2 separate regions of the Homo sapiens genome follow, and region 2 is linked to region 1. A link is an interaction called in ENCODE POLR2A ChIA-PET data of the cell type or tissue named here. Cell type or tissue: OCI-LY7. All regions are shown on one strand. Links, peaks and the distances in the headings refer to the core of each region. The heading gives the core; the rest is flanking DNA.

What was found. ChIA-PET counts read pairs that join two places held together with the same protein. Peaks named below come from ENCODE experiments on the same cell type or tissue, not always from the same donor. Only the 100,000 strongest peaks of a DNase experiment are listed, where the experiment ranks them.
Region 2: POLR2A ChIA-PET joins it to region 1 with 14 read pairs; 2 of 35 experiments call an interaction of 5 or more read pairs at or near these places.

The regions. Positions count from the first base shown.
Region 1 is chr6:107,785,869-107,788,788 of GRCh38, reverse strand. The region is part of intron 1 of SCML4 (Scm polycomb group protein like 4); the gene reads left to right. Among named protein-coding and RNA genes, the nearest start is that of SCML4, 37 kb to the left of the region's middle. In OCI-LY7, for the core only: no CTCF peak of the experiment used is centred there; a DNase peak (open chromatin) is centred at 1,388.
Region 2 is chr6:107,679,834-107,682,753 of GRCh38, reverse strand. It overlaps LOC124901367 (a long non-coding RNA gene), which reads right to left. Exons shown (of 2, transcript XR_007059694.1): 2 at 1-2,638. Among named protein-coding and RNA genes, the nearest start is that of SCML4, 140 kb to the left of the region's middle. In OCI-LY7, for the core only: no CTCF peak of the experiment used is centred there; no DNase peak of the experiment used is centred there.

The DNA.
Region 1 (2,920 bases), core at 213-2,712:
ATAAACCGGTGTGTAGTGACTGTACATACAATGATGGCGACAGTGTCAGGCACCACCAGTACCCTAGCCTTCCTCCCTGGCTCACAGCTTTCTAGAGAGCTCTAAAACCCTCCCTAATACCAGGGTGTTGGTAGCAGCTTCACCCCCATGAGATGGGCATCATCTAGATGGGAGACAAGACTAACGTGATGCTCTGTAGAAAAAGATGAGGAATGTCGCATTGTCTGGATGGGTGTATTTCTTTTGCTTGGCAAATAAAAAGAAATGATCTGTCTTTATGTTGCCTTTAGGGACACTGCAAACAAGATGGTTGGAAATAGAGTTTCTATTGACTCTCTGTTCTCTACAAAGAGAACAAAAGAAAATAATTACCCAGGAAGAATAGTAATTTGTATCACACAGGGTTTACCAATTATGACAGGATCTCATGGTCATTTTCTCATGGGATCCTTATGGCAGCCTGGTGACATGGCTCTGGCAAGTACTGAAGTCTCCGTTTGACAGGGCAGGACACTGATACCCAAGAGTCACTCTGCTATTCTGCTTACTGCCCACTGCAATGCAAAGCCAGCTTTCCTGGTCCTTGCAGAAACATGGTCCTTGTCTATTGGGGAAGCAAAGCTTTCAGCTACCAAATGTGGAGAAACAAAATCAATTTCACGATAACTGTGCACTTGCTCTTGCCTTTTACCTCTAAATGCATCTTTCCTTGACCTGCACAAGAGGTGAAGGCATTGGTCCTGGTGCTGTTTTCATGTTTATTTTCTGCTGATTGTTCCCTGGGTCCGAGGTGGTATCTTTCTTAGACAGTTCTTGGAGGGCAAACATTGGGTTGCTATGTGTCATTACATAGCAGTAACAAAGTGTTTTAGATACTTCAGTGTTTTCCAAAGAGTATCATATGAAGGTATCATAGTTACACATTTCTGTACTTCAGGATGAGCATCTATATGCCTGAAAATCTGTGTGAAAATGTCTGTTGGAATTCCTTGAAGAATTCACAACCCCACCCCCGCAAGACTGGTGAATGGATTCCTACTTGGCAAGGTGCCGACTTGGAGAGTTGTGATTTGTGTTATTTGAATCTTGTTGCTTTATTGTTGAAGTTGTAAGAATTTTTATTAGCAAAGTATGTGAAAGGAATCTAGCTATACTGTTGGTTTATATTACAAAAAATCATCTTGAAAAGAGAATTTGCTTTATAGATAAAGATTGAACTAGAAACAACCCAAACACCAAACCACCAGCGCTTTCTCAAAACTAAATGTAAAGTATAAATAGAGAACAAAACAGGAAATAGTGGTTTGCAAAAATATATATATATGTGTGTGTGTAGCTGCATTCTAAGGTGTCTTTCCTTACACTGTGGGATGTGAGTGCCGAGGCTGAGTGACAGTCGCAGCTGCTGCCTCCTTAGCAGAGACAAGTGTCTCGCAGCAATTGCTGTCTTACTGCTGCCTGCAACCACTCTTTAGCAATCTTCAAAAAAAAATTCGGATCAGCTCTGTAGGCAATAAATAATTATGTTGTTCTATTCACCCGGTTATTTCATGCCCAGAGAGTTGACTGGGTTACTTTATACCATCCAAGCTTTCATGTTGTATCAGTCCCATTTCTTTATATCCTATAGAGACATGGAGATGTGGCCTGAAGGATCAGATTTCTCTCCTGTCCCCCAGCCAGCTCTGTTGCCAGCTCTCTGAATTCTGTCCAGGGCCGACACAGGGAGACAGCTGTAGGGAGTTATGCAGAGAGCTCTGGGGTGGAATCTACCCTCTGCCCACTAATGGGTGATCTCATGTAGCCTCTCTGGGCCTTAGCTCCTCATCTGGAAATCCGAGGACAGTAATGCTTATCTCAAAACCATTGTGAAAATTAAAAGAGATGAAGTAGGCGAAGAGCCATCTTGGCAGCATGGGATGCTCTGCGTCTTATTGCAGTGGCCTTGTTGTTGGAAAGTGGTTGCTGAGTCCTCTGCAGGTAAATTTCTGAGCCTGGTGGCCACTACTAAAAACAAAAGACAAGTACCCTGGGCTGGACTCTGCTGCCTCAGTGCTAAGGAATAGGAGGAGTCCTGGAAGAGGGCTGGGACACTGATCGTCCATTCATTTGTTCATACATCATTTATTTAATAAATATTTGTCAATCCTTAAGATGTGCCAGACACTGAACCAGGTGGGGATAGATGGAAGAAGACACAGAGCCTTCTCCAAGGAGCTCAAGCATATTAGAACAGAGAGACAGGGATGCCAATAAACAGAATAACATGTTGTAGGTGCTGTGATAGAAATGGGTCAATTACAGCCACAAGAAAGGATGTAGAATAGAAAGATTCTGTCCAAGTAGCAATTTTCAGGCAAGACTGTGGGGGAGGAGCCTCTGGAAAGCCACTTCCTTGAGAAACACAAATTTTTGTAGGTGGCTCCTTTTCATCTAGCCAGGGGAAACCACTCACATTTCAGGCAGAAACTGACACTGGTGGGAGAGAGGATAAGCTCCCTCTTGCTGAGCAAAGAACAAGTAATGCCTCTTCTTTGACTCCAACCTTAGACAAAACCATGAGTGGGGGCCCCAGATTAGAAGCTTCTGAGACCTGCTGCGATCCAACTCACTTGAGTTCTCATTGTAGCTTTGATTCAGATTAGAAGCAGGTCAGTTTCATTATTCCAGAAGACTTTCTTAGACTTGGAAATAATAATGAAAGCCTTCTGGAATGAGCTAGGAGTAGGGAAAGTGGGACTGCAGGGCTGCACACAGGGGAGCCTTCAGCCTAGCTGTCCTAGATGTCCTCTAGGGTTGGTAGCAAAATGGGAGCACCCCAAGGCCCCCTTGGAGTACTAGGCTGCAAGGAGCTAGTGAGGGTGAGGTGCGGAGGAGCTGTCAGGCAGGGTATGCGCCAGGCTCTGCCCCTCCCTTGGCT
Region 2 (2,920 bases), core at 290-2,789, 110 kb after region 1:
CAATATTTAATAAAAAGTCGAAGATGCGCCTGTACTCCCACCTCAAAATTCCGCCTCCAGAAATTCTCACAGGTGTTCACAAGGTGAGGACAAATATGTCCATGGTAACATTGTTCGAAATAGCAAAACATAGAACAACCTAAAAGTCTATTCACAAAGGAATGGATAAATGAACTCTGATATATTCATTCAATGGTAGTATACAGTAACTAAATGATAATAGATGTATCGCATGCATAAATGTCAGAGATATAAAGGTGAGTACAAAAAAGAAAGTTTTAGAAGAAGACACACATATTAATATAATTTGTTTAAAAATTTTTTAAAGGCAAAAAATGATACGTTGTATTGTTTAAGTATGCATACATACATAGAAAAATATAAAAACATGTATGAGAGAGACTAGGAGCTTGACACCAGCTGGGGTGACAGAGCAAGACCCTGTCTCTACAAAAAACTTTTAAAAAATTAGCTGGATGTGGTGGCGCATACCTGTGGTCCTAGCTCCTCGAGAGGATGAGGCAAGAGGATCGCTTGAGCCTAGGAGTTCAAGGCTGCAGTGAGCCATGATTGCACGACTGCGCTCCAACCTGGAAAACGGAGTAAGACCCTGTCTCTAAAAACAACAACAACAAAACCACATGTAAAAAAGTGTGATGGTTAATTTTATATGTCAACCTGACTGGGCCATGGGGTGCCCAGATTAATCATGATTTCTGGGTATGTCTGTGCCAGTGTTTCCAGATGAGATCAGCACTTGAATCAGATGGTCCTCCCCAGTGTGAGTGGGCACCACCCAATCCATTAAGGGCCTGAATAGAACAAAGAGTAGAGGAAGAAGGGCTTTACTCCTTTTTTTCTGCACCTCTGCAAATATATATATGTCCTATCAGTTCTTTTTCTCTGGAGAACCATAATACAGAAAGATACTCCCAACTTCAGGATTATGGTTAACGCCAGGAAAGAAAAATGGGATCAGGGAAGAGTATGGGGTGGGCGTGAGGGATCAAACAATCTGCAGTATTGTGTTTTTTAAAACAAAAAGTCATCCAAAGTAAACAGAGTAAATGCTAAATTTTGTTATATGTGGGCTTTGGGTCCACGGCTTTTTATCACATTATTTTCTATAATTATATTTTAAAATGTCATAATAAATAAAAAACAAATATCCTTAAAGGCATCAAAAGACCCTAATTCTGGTCTGGAGTCAGCTTCTAATCTTGCCGTTTGATAGAAATATATATGGGAGAAATACACCAAAATATAAATAGTGCTTATCTCTGAGTGATAGAATTTTAAATGATCTTTGCTTTCTTAATTTTTATTGAATTTTAAAAGAATTGCTTGTACTTTTTTTATCAGAAAAATTAAGATATTTCTTTAAAACTTTGTTCTTTAAGGCTGAGTGCAGTGGCTCACGCCTTTAATCCCAGCCTTTGGGAGGCCAAGGTGGGTAGATCACCTGAGGTCAGGAGTTCAAGACCAGCCTGGCCAATACGGTGAAACCCTGTCTCTACTAAAAATAGGAAAATTAGCTAAGAGTGGTGGTGCACACCTATAATCCCAGCTACTTGGGAGGCTGAAGCAGGAGAGTCGCTTGAACCCAGGAGGCAGAGGTTGCAGTGAGCCGAGATCACGCCATTGCACTCCAGCCTGGGCGATGGAGACAGACTCCCTCTCAACAAAAACAAAAACAAAGAAAACCTTTGTTCTTTGGCCTTAGAGAAATCACGCAACTTTTCTGCTAACCTTGTGCAGAAATGGTCTTTAAAGCTATTACGCATCACAAGAAAAAATAAATTGAAATCATCATTTTGTTCACTGGACATATGCCCCAGCCTTTGTTAGATCACATCATTCTCCTGCACAGAGCATGTACGCTTGGACGTTAAATCCAGCTGTCCTCCAGCGTGACTGCCCTTCTGGTGGGAAGAAGGACAGGGACATCATGTGCAAACAAGGCTCTCTCTTACTGAAAAGTAGACCTCCCTTCCCTATTCCCTTATTAAATAACTCTCAGCTACAATGGCTTATTTTGACGGAGAACCCCCTTTAAGATATTATCCTTTTCTAAGCTCACCAGGCAATAAATAAAAGGACACCAACGTCTACATACCCCCTCCCATGTGTGCTGATTTTACAGTGTCACTTTCCATCAGTTGAGGTGTTCATCACTATCATAGTACAGAACCTTGAGGTTTCTTTATACTAACTGGGCTGGGGTCTCTTTTAAGGGGTCCCACCTGCTTCCTGCCCACCAGTGAATGAGGATAGCTGGTTTGAGCCATCACTACCAACAGCCACAGCTGTGTCACGCTGTAGGTGAGATTAGTAAACTGAGAACACAGAGGCAGCACAAACTCCCTCAGTCCTGACCTGATTCAGCAGATACAAATCTGTCAGGTGGCCCAACTCGAAGTAGCTTAAGCAAAAAAGGGGAGTTATTTATAGCTTATCTAATTGGAATGAATAGCGTGGATCTGGAGACTCAAAGTATACCTGCAGTTTGCATCTCCGCTTCTCTCTTTGTGTTGATCTCATTCTGCCTTTCCTCAAATAACTCCCTCCAGAGGGTAGGACCAAAGAAAGGAAAACTGGCAGTAGGCAGTTCCAGACTTACCTTGCTCCAGCTCAGGATCTGCAAGGAAAGAAAGGGAGCGCATTCACCGTCTTGAAAGAACTCTGATTGGACCAACTTGAGCCTCCTGTCCACCATGAGGACCAGTCATTAAAGCCAAGGAATAATTGGCCAAGCCTGGGCCATGTGCCCATTTTTGTAGCTGAGGGATGGGGCAGGGTACAGGGAAGGAGGCCTCATCAGAATCTAGGACACAGGCATGGAGGAGCAATTCTCTAAAGGAATAAAGTGTGCTGTCATCTAAGGAGAGAAGAAAGGAAGGCTGGGCAAACAAAAACAAAA